2 separate regions of the Homo sapiens genome follow, and region 1 is linked to region 2. Evidence: chromatin loops called from intact Hi-C (ENCODE). Cell type or tissue: PC-3. All regions are shown on one strand. Each heading gives the region's core, and the rest is flanking DNA. Links, peaks and the distances in the headings are about the cores only. Region 1 has its middle 390 kb from the start of CDH9. Region 2 has its middle 360 kb from the start of TRK-CTT9-1.

What was found. Hi-C counts contacts between places; a loop is a spot of excess contacts. Peaks named below come from ENCODE experiments on the same cell type or tissue, not always from the same donor. Only the 100,000 strongest peaks of a DNase experiment are listed, where the experiment ranks them.
Region 1: a loop joins it to region 2, with 9 times the contacts of the local background. A loop is called at or near these places in 1 of 110 quality-filtered maps.

The regions. Positions count from the first base shown.
Region 1 is chr5:26,644,878-26,652,419 of GRCh38, forward strand. No RefSeq gene overlaps it. Among named protein-coding and RNA genes, the nearest start is that of CDH9, 390 kb to the right of the region's middle. In PC-3, for the core only: no CTCF peak of the experiment used is centred there; no DNase peak of the experiment used is centred there; H3K27ac peaks cover 323 bases.
Region 2 is chr5:26,549,901-26,557,442 of GRCh38, forward strand. No RefSeq gene overlaps it. Among named protein-coding and RNA genes, the nearest start is that of TRK-CTT9-1, 360 kb to the left of the region's middle. In PC-3, for the core only: no CTCF peak of the experiment used is centred there; a DNase peak (open chromatin) is centred at 3,361.

The sequences.
Region 1 (7,542 bases), core at 1,580-6,579, 95 kb after region 2:
GGAAGTAAATTCCCCTCAGAAGAGGGCCAAGTGGGCAACTTGAGAGATCAAGTGGGCAATTTGACCTTTTGGCTTGTGTTTCTTAATATAGTATTATTATTATCTTTTTTGGCTGGGCATGGTGGCTTAAGCCTTTAATCCCAGCACTTTGGGAGGCCGAGGTGGGCGGATCACCTGAGGTCAGGAGTTCGAGACCAGCCTGACCAACATGGAGAAACCCCATCTCTACTAAAAATACAAAAAATTGGCCGGAAGTGGTGGCACATCCCTGTAATCCCAGCTACTCGGGAGGCTGAGGCAGGAGAATTGCTTGAACCTGGGAGGCAGAGGTTGTGGTGAGCTGAGATGATGCCATTGCACTCCAGCCTGGGCAACAAGAGCAAAACTCTGCCTCAAAAAAAAAAAAAAAAAAAAAAAAAAAATATATATATATATATATATATATAAAATTATTATTATTTGAGACAAGGTATCGCTCTGTCACCCAGGCTGGAGTGCAGTGGTGCAATCTCAGCTCACTGCAACCTCCACCTCCTTGGGTTCAAGTGATTCTCGTGTCTCAGTCTCCCGAGTAGCTGGGATTACAGGCGTATGACACCACAGCCAGCTAATTTTTGTATTTTTGGTAGAGACGGGGTTTTACCATGTTGACCAGGATATCTCAAACTCCTGATCTCAAGGGATCCATCTGCTGTGGCCTTGCAAAGTGCTGAGAATACAGGTATGAGCTACTGTGCCCGGCCTGGCTTGGGGTTTTATCTGTTGGCATGCTTCTGGGGTCTTGCATTCCTTCTCCACTGACTCTTCCTTTGGAGTGGGTTTTCATATGCTCAGTGACCCGCCAGCACTTGGGAGGGGCCGCGTGCACAGTGTGTTTACTAGAGTTGTATGAATGCTCACTTGACACATTCTTTCTGTACCAGTTGAATCTCCCTAGAAGGTCACATACCAGTTAAACTCTGCTGTTTTTCCTCTTAATGTACATGCTTGAGCCCATTTGCGCAACTCCTGAGATCTTATCAGGAAGTTGTTGATCAAAAGTTTTTAGGTTTTTTTCTATCTATCTACTGGGGGACTGCTCCGTGTTGTTAGCTGTGACCAATTATCATTTTGGAGGAATCATGTAACAACCACTTGATGATCACCTGATGGTCTCCTGACATTCCTGGTGGGTGGTGATGGTGATGGGGTCTCCTACCCTGCTGAGGTCTGTCTGACTACCTACTGTAACATATTGATACAGTTTGTCTCTGTGTCCCCATCCAAATCTCATCTTGACTTTTACTCCCATAATTCCCACATATTGTGGGAGGGACCTCATAGGAGATCATTGAATCATGGGGGGTGGCTTCCCTCATGCAGTCCTTGTGGTAGTGAATAGGTCTCATGAAATCTGATGGCTTTATAAGGGGTTTCTGCTTTTGCTTCTCTCTCTTTGCCTGCCACCTTCCATGTAAGATGTTAATTGCTCCTCCTTGCCTTCTGCCATGATTGTGAGGCCTCCCCATCCATGTGGAACTGTGAGTCCATTAAACTTGTTTATTTTGTAAATTGCTCCGTTTCACATATGTCTTTACCAGCAGCGTGAAAATGGTCTAATACACATATCTAATGCAGGTACATGAATTTTCTTACCTAGATTTGCTAATAAAATAAGCTTATATATTACAAAACTTCTTAGTGAGAAGAATGATTTTGCATGATGGCTGTTTAATGTTTTGTCTTTTTTTAATGCAATTCAGGCATAATTATTAAGAGTTAACGAAGTAAGTAGATGTAATTAAGAGAAAATTTCCATGTGGAAGATGTTTTTTTCTAAAAAGAAGGTTTTTAACATTGTTATCACCAAGAATGGAAAGTTAAGACTGAGGTCAATTTATATAAACAACAATTTAGTTCTTTAGCGTAGCCAATGAAACCTAAGAAGATAAAAGTATTTTTGCCTCCTCCACAGATTTTATTACAGATAGACTAAAAATACTTTGGAGGGTTATTAAAAATACTTGAGAAATTATGACTGATACATTTGCCAATCTACAGATTTCTGCTGTGACAGTTCACAATTGTGTGCTTCTTGGAATTCACTGAAAATTAAGGTTGATATAAGTTAAGAATTGTAATTAATGTGTGTAACTAAAATTAATAGAAATAATAAGAAAGAAAAAGTCTGTATGCAAGTACACAGGAAAGGTAAAACGTGCCTTTGATAAAGAAAGGCTAAGTTGCAAGGATATTTTTCGTTTCATCGAGAGGAAAAGAAGACAAATTTGTAACCTAAAGTAGAATGACTGAATTGTTTCAGAATGGGAAGAGAAGTATAGAACAAAACTGAATGGATAAGAAAGTTGTAGAAAGTTTATGGAAGATGAGTCTTGTAAAAACGACTTTATATGTGATCACCCTGGCTAAGATTGGAGGTTTATAAATTTTCCTAAGAAATTGAACATTAATATCAAAAATACACTGATGATGAAAATTTTGGAAATACGATCATACCATTAGACCAGGTAAGAATTCCCAGAACTCTACTGAATAAACTGTTTGTGTCTCTAAAACTGCTAACCACAACATCAGGCAGAGTAAAAATTAACTGAATACCAAGAAAATGCCTTGGCAGATTTTTATGCCAAGTCAGCTAGCACTGAAATGTTTGGAATATACAGTTCAAATGAACTTCATAAGATTTGTCCAAGTCAATTTCCTGATGCTGATATTTAATAAACTGTGCAATGCAATGAATTCAGTAAAGCAGAGTTAGCATCTGAAAGGATGTAAATTCAATGTTGCCCATGGAATCACAAAGGGCCTGCTCAGCCTGGTTCCCCTGAGATTTTGAAGCTTCCCCTGTTAAAAGCCTTGCACCCCAGAACTCATCATGGGATAGGCAAGATGATCCAAATTATGAAAAAGATGACCAAAAGGGGGAGACTGATAAACTGATTTCAGTTTGGCTCAAAGTAGTCTCTGTACTTGCCCAATAAAATTTGACCAAAGTGGCCTCCATAAATAGCGAACTGCAATGTAGCTTGATGTGCAAGCAAATTGTAATCTAACCTGACAGTATACCTACAAACCAAGCAACTGAGATTCAGCCAATTATAGTAGCTGAACCTTCAGCTACTATCAGGCTGAAGGCTGCCAAATTATGTCCAAATGAGGCAAATGCCAAACTGCACCGATTAAGTAATCTTTGTACATCATTTCTTATTTTTCTTGTTATAAATACAACTCACCATGTTGTAGGTGAGAATCATTTTCAACCATCTTTGGTCTGGAATGCTGCCCAGTTCTAAAACCTTTTTCTTGTTCAAATAAACTTTGTTAAATTTAACTGGTCTCAATGTTTTTTATTTTTTAATACATTATATAAATTTCAATATCTAGAAACCTTATGGTGCTGTGACCCTAGGATTCACAACAACATAATGAATGGCACTATAAATTTTATATAGTTTGGGCAAACAAAAAGTTTGCTGATTCATATTGCATTATTCTCACAAAACAGTCTGTTTCGGCGTTTGCAACAATCTATTCATTAAAAAAAGTCATGGCTTTTATTAGATGATATGATCACTTATCTTTTTTTTTTTTTTTTGCCACAGCAGAGCATAAACTCTCACAAAAATAACATACGTTTGGCTAAACTTTGTGTAAACCAAAACGTAACGTCATAGCCATCCAAAGTATCTGCTAATTAGCAGCAGTACATTGCTCTTTGATCGTTCTGAACATTTCAAAAACGCTACCTCACATTTGGGTGTTGCACTTAGTCCTCTAATCTTGAAATGGTTCTGCTAACCTGGTATTAACAGGAGCCTCATGACATTGCCTCTTTAGTGGTATGTAACGGTGAAAAGGAGGCCTAGCAAAACTAATTCCATTTTGCTCCTAACATCATCCCCCTGCCATGAAAACTTTTAGGTTAACTGCTTTTGTTTATCTTTGCACTTAAGCCAAGCTAGCTATAGGGATAATTTAGTTGATAGTTTAACTTTAAAACAAGGATGATAATAGTCCCTTGCCAAAACTAACCCCTGAGAACTAAGGAGGCTGTACACACTAACGACAATGTTACAAGCTTATAAGAGCATTGTGACCTGGCCAAGGAAAAGGAATTTTTCCCTCAGTGCTGCCCAGATGTCTGTGGTCACTATTCACTTTTTGAGCTTCACTCCTTCAGTCTTCCCTGTTTCCCTAACATAAAAGGAGCCCCAAATTCATAATAGCTTAAGATGGTTATTTAGGACACTACTCCATCACCATATTGGTGTGCTGGCTCTCTAAAACAAATTTGCTTTCCCTGCTCCAACTCCTGTGTCTCGACTTCCTGGCTGTCTTGTGGTAAGCAGCGGGAGCTTTGGACTGGGTTACAGTAACAGACAGCACTGCCTGTCTTCCAGAAAGAGTCTTTGTCCTACTTTGCAACAACTGTGGGTTTAAACCTTTCGTAAATTTTTTATTGTCCACTGAGGTTAAGCAATTAAATTTAATAGCATTTTAAACAAATATTTTGAGATGATTAGAATAAATAAAATCTGATAATATTTGTTTCTTACTTTGGGTTAAATGTGCTATTTAAAAATGGTATGATACAGGACCTCTAACCACAATGATTAAAAATCAGGATTCTAAAAATCAATTGTTTAATGTAAAGTGTTTTGCTTATGCATTTCCTACATACACTTTATTAATTTTTTTCCAAAAACTCAATTTAACTAAAATATTTGAACACTATCTGCAAACATTACTTTATAGAAGCTAGGTTGTTTTTATAATTTCCTATTTAAAAAAGCCCTCCACCCCACCTATACACAGCATAAAACAACTCTGAGAACAATCGAAATAGGAGGATAAAATGTGCTATAGCTGGAAGTTTGTAGATCTTGTGTATTGTGGGAATGGCAACATCCTATTGTTTGAAAGCAAGAATCTATTAACAGGCAGAAAGGAAACTACAGCTATGAAATATATTTGATGAGAAAGTTCTACTTACTGTTTGTGCCTCTTGCAATTGCTATAAAAGAGACAGAATTCTCATCAATGTAGAAAGCTTACTACACAATCAACAAGACACTTTCACTGAATCCAGGCCTTCTCTCTGATTATAACCACACTCTCCAGATATAGACATTGATATAGATATGTTTTGATACAATGATGTTTGGAGTTTGAATATTGCGGAGATATTTTGGCTCCAAATTCATAGGAGTAGAAATACCTTACATGGAGAATGATTCAGAGATAGATGTATAATCTTAGGCCTTAAGCTCATGTTTTTCTTTAAGCCGTTAGTTAATGGCAGACTAAGAGACATTTCTCACCTTGGCATGCATGCAACCCTTGAGTGTCTTCTCCCTTGATAAGCAAAAGCCTGTGATTGCATATTGAATTCAATATAGTACTCATTTTCTTATAGAGGACTGCCTCTACTTTTAACTTCCCTTTCTCTTACTCTTTTATCTTTCACAGTGGTTAAGAGAAGATGAAAATGGATTATGCTAAATGAGGTCAAACCTGAAGCCAAAATATCATTGATTTGTTACTTTCCTAGACAAATGCTTGTCTCAGCCTCTGCCAGCACTCTCTGTAGTAAGATTTTTCACCATAATATGAATGCAAAAATCTTTTCACTCACTGGAAGTGAAAAGTTGTTTTTGTTTGACATATTATTTTATATTAAGTATACCTCGAACTCAGTACTAAGGTATTCATACCAAAATAATCTGCCAAAATTCACGGGAGTACCGTATTATGTGAGAGTCCAGGAGCTGAAAAAACTGATCTTCTTTAATCATGGCATCATGTTAAAGAGTTTTATTTGTTTATTTCATTTTATTATCCTTGGGTATCAGACATTGTTGCAGAAGTTCAGTATGGTACAGTCACCAGGATCAAATGTCTTTCATCTTTGGGTGGAAGAACGAATCTCACAAAATATCCATGATTTCTGGTTAGTCATTTTATAAATTCATATGGTCTCAACATGTCCAGTGGTCTATCAAGACTCACCAACATTGAGGCAAAAGCAGTCACACAGTATGCACTCCTTCCTCCTCAGGATAGCATTCAGTTATTTTTAACAACTCATTTTAGAATGCCCAAAGACGATGTTGTTAAATCTTATATAAGAGTAGAATCTAAGAAGAAATCTTAATTTATTTAATAAAAGGGGTATCAAGAAATCTATATAGTTAGGTAAAATTATGTTATCTTTTTAAATACAGAAGATAGATATGCTAAAAACTATAACCAAAAATTTAAAAAACTTTGTGTTGATATTTAGGATTAATAATGTGAATCAGGGTTAAGAATAATTTATTTTCAATTTTCTCATTGCCTGGAGTCTGTAAATACTTATTTAAATAAAAATAAGTTTTCTAGTGTTGGATTTTTAGTACAGTAAGAAGCAAATACCATAAGGAAAGTGACAAGAATGTTAACTCTACCATAAATCTGGGTCAACCAAGGTATAAACCACTGTAGGGGAAAACCTTTACAAAATAAGTGTAAAGGCTCAAGGAGAACAAATCCCAAGGGTTAGTTCTCACTAGGAAGAATAAAAAAATTTTGCTGGGTTCTGGGAAGTTCAATTATAGGAACAGACAACAAGAGGTTTTCAGCCAATTTGAAACTAATTCAGTATATTATGGTGGAAAAAGGCAGTGGCACAGATAACATCAGCTTGAAACTGAAAGTTGTTGCCTTAAGAGAGACACTAACAAATGGGCTTTATGGTTTGAGCTCCAAGGAAAGAAGGAGGATAGTCAGAAAGAGAGAAACAAAAAAAAGGGACAAAATAATATTCTATTATGCTCATGCTTGACAGCGAATACTGTAAGTTGTGGTTACTCAGATAATAAAATGAATATTTGATGTAACTTTTTTGTTAGTATAACACAGGAAAAAGTAAATCAGTGGCACAAAAAGCATTACAGGAATCATGAAAAAAGAATAAAGATCAATGAAATAAGAAGATAGGTATTCTAAAATAATGAATCGGAGATCTGCTAATTTGTATCATGCCACTTTCTCATTCATCTGTGTCTACATTCAAATACCATGCTTGTTTCTATTCTACCTTTCCTGTAACTAACACTGCCCCAGATTTGTGATTGCAGACATCAACTCCAAAGCAATATATAAGAAAAATAATAATAATTTTTAAATATGCCTAAAAAGGCATATTTAAAACATTATATCACATTGATATTTCAAAAACATAATGGATTGAGGTAGAAAAATTGTGAGATTTTTACATTTGCAATATCATACTCAGCTTCAAATTTCACCTATTCAAATCTGATTTAAAAGTAACATCAATATTATGACTGAAAAATAACCGTTTTTTATTCTGTTAGGTTGAATAATACACTTTTTTGACCAAAAAGAAGTCAATTTCATAATATTCATCCTAGTATATTTCAGTTATTCTGTTCTACATGATAATATTAGTAACATAACACATTTTCTGATCTTTTTATTTCTGAGTGGTTTCAATGTGTTCTTAAGTTACAAGTTTTCTAGTATGTATGGACATTTCTA
Region 2 (7,542 bases), core at 1,228-6,227:
AATCAGAGATGAAAAGGAAGACATGATAATTGATAAAGCAGAAATACAAAAGATCGTAAGATAGTATTTTGAATAATTATACACTCAAAAATGAAATAACCCATAATAAATGATAAAGCGTTAGATACACATAACCTACAAAAATTGAATTATGAATAAAAGGAAATCTGAGTAAAGATATTGAACTAATAATAAAATATCTCCCATCAAAGAAGAAGCTAAGACTGGATGTCTTTGCTGTTGAATTCTACCAAGTATTTAAAGAACTAATAAAAATTCGTATCAAACTCTTCCTAAATGTTAAAGAGAAAGGAATACTTCCAGATTCATTTTATTATTCTAGCATTACCATGATACCAAAACTTGGCAAGGACACAACTAAAAGGAGGAAATTACTGGAAAATATCCCTCCAATGTCCCTGATGAACATAGACGGAATAATTCTCAGCAAAATACTCGCAAACCAAATTCCACAGCCTATTAAAATTTACTTCGCCAGGATCAAGTGGGATTCATCCCAGAGATGCAAAAGTGGTTCAACATAATCAAATCAATATACATGATACATCACAGTAACAGAACCAAAAACAAATGCTATATGATCATTTCAATAGATACAGAAAAAGTATTTGAAAATTCAATATTCCTTCATGATAAAAACTCTCAACAAATTCAGTATTGAAGGAACGTACATCAATACAGTAAAGGCCATATATAACAAATCCACAGCCAACATCGTACCGAATGGGGAAATGTTGAAAGCTTTTTCTCAAAGATCTGGGAAAAAAACAAGGAAGCCCACTTTCATCACTTCCATTCAACATAGTACTGAAAGTTCTAGCCAGAGCAATCAGGCAAGAGAAAGAAAGAAAAGGCATCCAAATTGGAAACGAAGAAGTTAAAATGTCTCTGTGTGCATACAACGTGATCTTATTAATATATACAGAAAACTCTAAAGACCCCACCAAAAAACTATTAGAACTAACAAGCAAATTCAGTGAAGTTTCAGGATATAAATCAACATAATGGAAATCAATAGTGTTTCTATGCACTAACATGAACTCCCTGAAAAAATATCAAATAAACAATCTGATTTACAATAGCTACAAAGAAGCTTAAAAATAAATTTAAACACTGAGGTGAAATAGCTCTACAATGAAAACTCTATACTATTTATGAGAAAAATGAAAAAACACAAATAAGTGATAAGATATATTGTGTTTATTGATTGAAAGACAATGTTGTTAAAATATCCATATTACTCAAAGAAATCTACAGATTCAATGCAATCATTAACAAAATACCAATGGCATTCTTCTCAGAAATGAAAAAAAATCCTAAAATTTATATGGAACCACAAAAGACTAAACAGCCAAAGCAATCGTAAGCAAAATCGATAAAGCTGGAGATAGCACACTACCTGACTTCAAAATATGCTGTGAAGTTACAGTAACCAAAGCAGCATGGTACTGCATTAAAACATACACATAAGCCACTGGAACAGAATGGGAAGAGCATAAATAAGTCTAAGCCTTTACAGACAACTGATTTTTGACAAAGGTGCAAAGAACATACAATGGAGAAAGGATAGTTTTCAATAAATGCTGCTGGGAAAACTGGATATGCACATGTAGAAGAAAGAAATTAGACTCTTATCTCTCATCGTATTTAAAAATAAACCCCAAATGGATTAAAGACTGACTCACTTGTAAAACTGTGGAACTACTAGAAGAAAACAGGGGAAAAGCTCCGTGATGTTGGTCTGGGAATTAATTTTTTTGGATTTAATCTCAAAAACACAGCAGTCAATGAAAGCAAAGATAGACAAGTGAAATTCAATCAAACTAAAAGGCTTCTGCACAGCAAAGGTAACAATTAACAGAATGAGGAGACAGCTTACAGAATGGGAGAAAATATTTGCACACTATATAGTAATATTATCTACTATCTATTTTATCTATTAATATTGTTAATATTTGCACATATCTATTAAGGTGTACATTCCAAAATATATAAGGAATGCAAACATCTCAATAGCAAGAAAACAAATAACTTGATTAAAAGATGAACAAGACATTTGAATACACATTTCCCAAAATACAAAAAATGGCTAACAGATATATGAAAAATTGCTTAACCTCACTAATCATCAGAAAAATGCAAATCAAAGCCACAATGTCAAATCATTCTTATTAGAATGACTATTATCAAAAAGACAAAAGATAACAAATATTGATGAAGATGTGGAGAGAAGGGAACCCTTGCACACTGTTGGTAGGAATGTAAATTACTACACTCATAATGGAAAACAGTATGAAGACTTCTCAAAAAATCAAAAATGGAATTACCTTATGATCCAGCAATGCCACGGCTGGGCAAATATCCAGAAGTAAAGAAATCAGAACATCGAAGACATACACTATTATGTTTACTGCAGCTCTAGTTACAATAGCCAAGATACTGAATTAATTTAATTTATGTGTTCATCAATGGATGAATGAATAAAGAAAATATAATTCATACACACACACACTGGAATACTATTCAGCCATAAAAAATAAATTCTGTCATTTGTGACAACATGAATGAGCCTGGAGGATATTATATCAAATGAAATAAGCCAGAGACAGAAAGACTAATACCACATAATCTCACTCACGTGTGGAATCTTAAATAGTTGATCCTTTGAAGTAGGGAGTAGAATGGTGGCTTCCAATAGTCCCTGGGGTATCCAGTGGAGAGCAACAGTTAGGGTAATGTTGGTCAAAGGATAAATAATTAGATAGAAGGAATAAATGTTGTATGGGATGATGAATATAGATAATGACAATATATTATATTATTGAAAAACGCTAAGATAGTGCATGTTAAGTTTCTTACCGCAAAATTGATAACTATGTGAAGTAAAGTATAGGTAAATTAGCGAGATTTAACCATTCCACAATGTATATATATTTAAAACATAATGTGGCACACAATAAATGCATACAATTTTATGTGTCCATTTTAAAAAGAAATAAATTTGAAAATAAAGTATTTCAAAATTTTCTTGATTCTCAAAAATCTCAAAAGGCTGAAAACTAAAGTTGTATAGCTTTTTCCTCTAAGAAACAGCACTAAAACTACAATATATAATATAAAATAAGTTGACAAAAACAGTTCTTACTTGTAATTTCAAAATAATAATTTCTACATATTTGTTTTTATTGGCATGTATTCATAAAATAATGAGAGTCTGGATAAACAATAAATAAAGTAATAAGCTGGAGCAATTTTCCCTTGTGTGCAATATGAATCATTGAAGATCAAGGCCTCTCAGCATCTCCATGACTCACTACTGCAGGATGCTACACTTATTCAGAAAGCCCAGTCAAGCGTGCACCAAAGACTGTGCACTCAGCAGGAAGGGAGTCCTTTTAGCATTATGAACTCAGCGGGATCAACAGTTACAAGCTCCATAATAGACAGACTTGCTGCAGATGTCCCTTTCTTGTCTCTATATTGCAGTTTTCACTCTTCATTTTACATGGAAATATGTAGCATGTCTGTGTATGCTTAATCCATCCTGGCAATGAATATAACAGTGAAGAAGGCACTTTGCTCCATTAAGCAAATTAGATGCCAAATATTCTGTTAACCTACATCATCTATATGTAACTATTCTGTAGGAATTTACATTTATAAGTCCCTTAGTTAATTATATTATTAAATAAAATATATGTTGAGCATTGCAAATTAGCTTCTTGTTAAAGACCCCGTATTTGAAAAGTAATTGAAATATACATGATTTCAATTATATAGGTGTTCAAAATTTAGTTGGGGATATGCACAAGAAATTGATAAATAAAATGTGGCAATATAGTGTCGTATCTAGTACTTTAAAGATTTAGAATTAGAGCATGTATTTGAATTTATATCATGTATCCACATTTACTATTAAAATAGGTCCCTTTTTATGTTTTACCTCTTCTAAAAATTCACAGAATTATGTATTTCCTCTTGTTTCTCCGGGAAGAAAGTTAATTTCTACTATTAAATAAGACCTTACCTAGGCAGCATTTTAACATTCTAAGCCTCAGATTCTTTATCTCTAAATAGGATGGATTATATTTATATTGGAATATTTCTTTTTAAAGCCAGAGCAAAACAACTGTGACATTTAACACATGAAAATTGGCATTGGTCATTGCTTATGTCGCATATTCCTTATAATGGTTGTGTGTAAAAACACTAATCCAGTCATTATTTTACAGATGAGAAAAGTGAAATAAATACATAACTTAACACCATCTAATTATAATGTTCAGGTACTTGATTTAAATGCATTTATATTTTGTTTACGTATTTTGGACTTAATATTTTAACATTCTTCCCATTTTATAATTCCTTAATGAAACAATGTCTCATAGATTAATACAAAATATGAAGAACCAAGATACTTCCCTTCACTGCCCCAGGAAATGCAAGGGAGAGGATATGAAATAAGCTTGGCCATCAAATCAGTTCTTCTATAGAAAACCTCTAATCTTCAAGACAATGTGATAAAACAATGAGGCCATTGAAAAGAATTTATGGAGGACTATTATTAAAAAGTCAAAAAATAACAGATGCTGGCAAGGTTTTGGAGAAAAGGGAACACTTATTAACTGCTGGTGGGAATTTGAATTAGTTTAGCCATTGTGGGGAGCAGTGTGGCAATTTCTCAAAGAACTAAAAACAGAACTACCATTTGACCCAGAAATCCCATTATTGGGTATATACCCAAAATAATATAAATTGTTCTACTATAAAGACACATGCACATGTATGTTCATTGCAGCACTATTCACCATAGCAATCATGGAATCAACCTAAATGCCCATCAATGGTAGACTAGATAAAGAAAACATGGTACATATCCACCATGGAATACTGCTCAGCCATAAAAAAGAATGAGATCATGGATTCAGGAACCCTCTATTTGAGAGGAGGGGGAGTGGAGGGGGAGGATCAAAACACTACCTGTCAGGTACTATGCTTATTAGCTGGGTGATGGAATAATCTGTATACCAAATCCCTGTGGCACGCAATTTACCTATATAACAAACTTACACATGTACGGTTAACCTAAAATAAGAGTTTAAAGAAAAATAAAAAATAACAATATTCGTGGTGTCCAGAGGCTAGCAGTTCTGGTAAGAATAAAGTAGTTTCTCCTTATCCATGAAGGATACATTCCAAGATCACCAGTGGATGCTTGAAGCCATGGGGAGTACAAAACTATGTACATCATGATTTTTCCTATAAATACATACCTATAATAATGTTTAATTGATAAATTAGGAACATTAAGATATTTACAATAACTAATAATAAAATAGAACAATATAACAATAGCCTATAATAGTATTTGTGTTCATATAGTCTCTCTCTCAAAATATCTTGTACTGTGCTGATTTATTTTTGCACCACACTTGACCATGGGTAACTGCAAAACTGTGGATAAAGGTGGAGTACTGCATTCTTAATTTGAAAATGTATTTCATATAAATGCATAGAGTAATTTAAACAACTAGTATTATTAAAACTAAGCTAACAATTTTTCTTTCAAAAAAAGCATCAGCACAGAAACAACTGAAATTTTTGAAAACTAATTCAATTTGTGCTATTATATACAGTATTTACTGGATGTACACACGTGTGGATGCGCACATGTGCACACACAAACACACACATGGGAAATCTTCCACATTACAAAAAGGAATATCAAGAGCCCATTGGAGCACTTGATCTTTGATGACATCAACCTCTTCGGCTAATAATTTTCTCCAGAAAGGTCTTGACTTTCTGATTTCTTTTTTTGTTTCTCATATTCTATGGCCAGGGAGTCTCACTCTCTAACTCCATTTTTATTTTCTAATTCTGTTGCATTGAATGTCTGTTCAATAAGTGTGTTCTCCGGGTTCATATCATTGGTTCTCTTCTCTCAAGCTTCTATGGCTCTGAGATAGAATATATTTCTTCCACATCTGTGGTCTCATAGAATAGTAAAAATAACTCTCCTGCAATCCTTACTAAGAATAATGTCCATGTTTATTTTCACTTTTAGGCATATCATTTGCACTTACGATGCCAAGCCTCTATCTATTTGCTTCCAATTCTTCATTTTCAATATAATGCCACAGAAAGTCACTGTAATCATTAAAGAGTTTTTGACAAATCTAAGTGGAAACAGAACTTAAGCAGTTATATTAATCTAAGACTCAAAATAAAGCACAATTGAAAGAACATCTATTCATGTCCTGGAATCCATCGTACTTGATGTGGTTTGCCTCTGTGTCCCCACCCAAATCTCATGTTGAATTATAATTTTTAGTATTAGGGGAGGGAGATTTTGAATTATAATTCCTAGTGGGAGGTGAATGGATCATGGAGTCAAATTTTCTATGTTTTGTTCTCATGATAGATAGTGGGTTTGCACAAGAACTGATGGTTTAAAGGTGTGTGGTACATCCTCCTTCGTTCTCTCTCTCTCTCCTGCCACCATGTGAAGAAGGTCCTTGTTTTCCCCTTCGCCTTCCTCCATGGTTGTAAGTTTCTGCAGGCTGCCCAGTCATATTTCCCGCTAAACATGTGGACTTGTGAGTCAATTAAACCTCTTTCCTTCATAAATTACCCAGTCTCAGGTAGTTCTTCATAGCAGTGTGAGAACAGACTAATACAGAACTAGGGAAATTGCAATGGGGTATGAGGGAGAAAGAGAGGGGAACTCCTATAATTCTCTAAAACAGATTCATCCCATTTACCTTTAAAGTGTCTCTAAATTCCAAATTCCAAAAAGACACTACTTCTGCATATTGGATAGTGGCACAGGTTATAAAATATATTATTTTTTTCCTCCAGAATCAGACAGTATATCCTTCAACGTTATGCCTATCTTTACTGTTCAGGTTATCCTGGGATTAGAAAAAACTGAGTGAAGTTATTTAGAAGTAAGAACTTAAAGTAAAATCTTATTATGTATAATATGACTAATGCTGCACATTATTATAATTTTTTTCAAATTGACATTTTAAATCTGTGTCACTGAGTTTTCTAGTTTGAAAATTGCATTATTTGTCCCCCCTCTACATATACTATTCTTAGCAAAATGAAAATTAAACTATTTTTAAATCGTTTAATTCTCTCAGCAACAAGGAAAGAGTATCAACTCAGATAATTAAAGCTGTAAACATTATTGCAAATTTTGACCGAGATAATTTAACAAACTGCTGTTGTATTTTGTTTTCCAAGGAAGCCAGTCCCTTTAGCTACTCAAAAATCAGCAAAATTTTATTTGTATAAGCTATGTATTCAAAAATTTTCCATTTAACTCCTTTTAAATATATGCTTTCAAGAAACTTATATTTCTAACTGTTTCACAAATGACAATATAAAAACTCCTATACTGTATATTAATTCTGAAAGGTACAGGTGAAAAGAGACAGAGAATGTCTGTAGTAATGAACAGTTTATTCTTTCATAACTCAATTGTTTCAGTCTATCTCCTCTTACTTTCTCAAA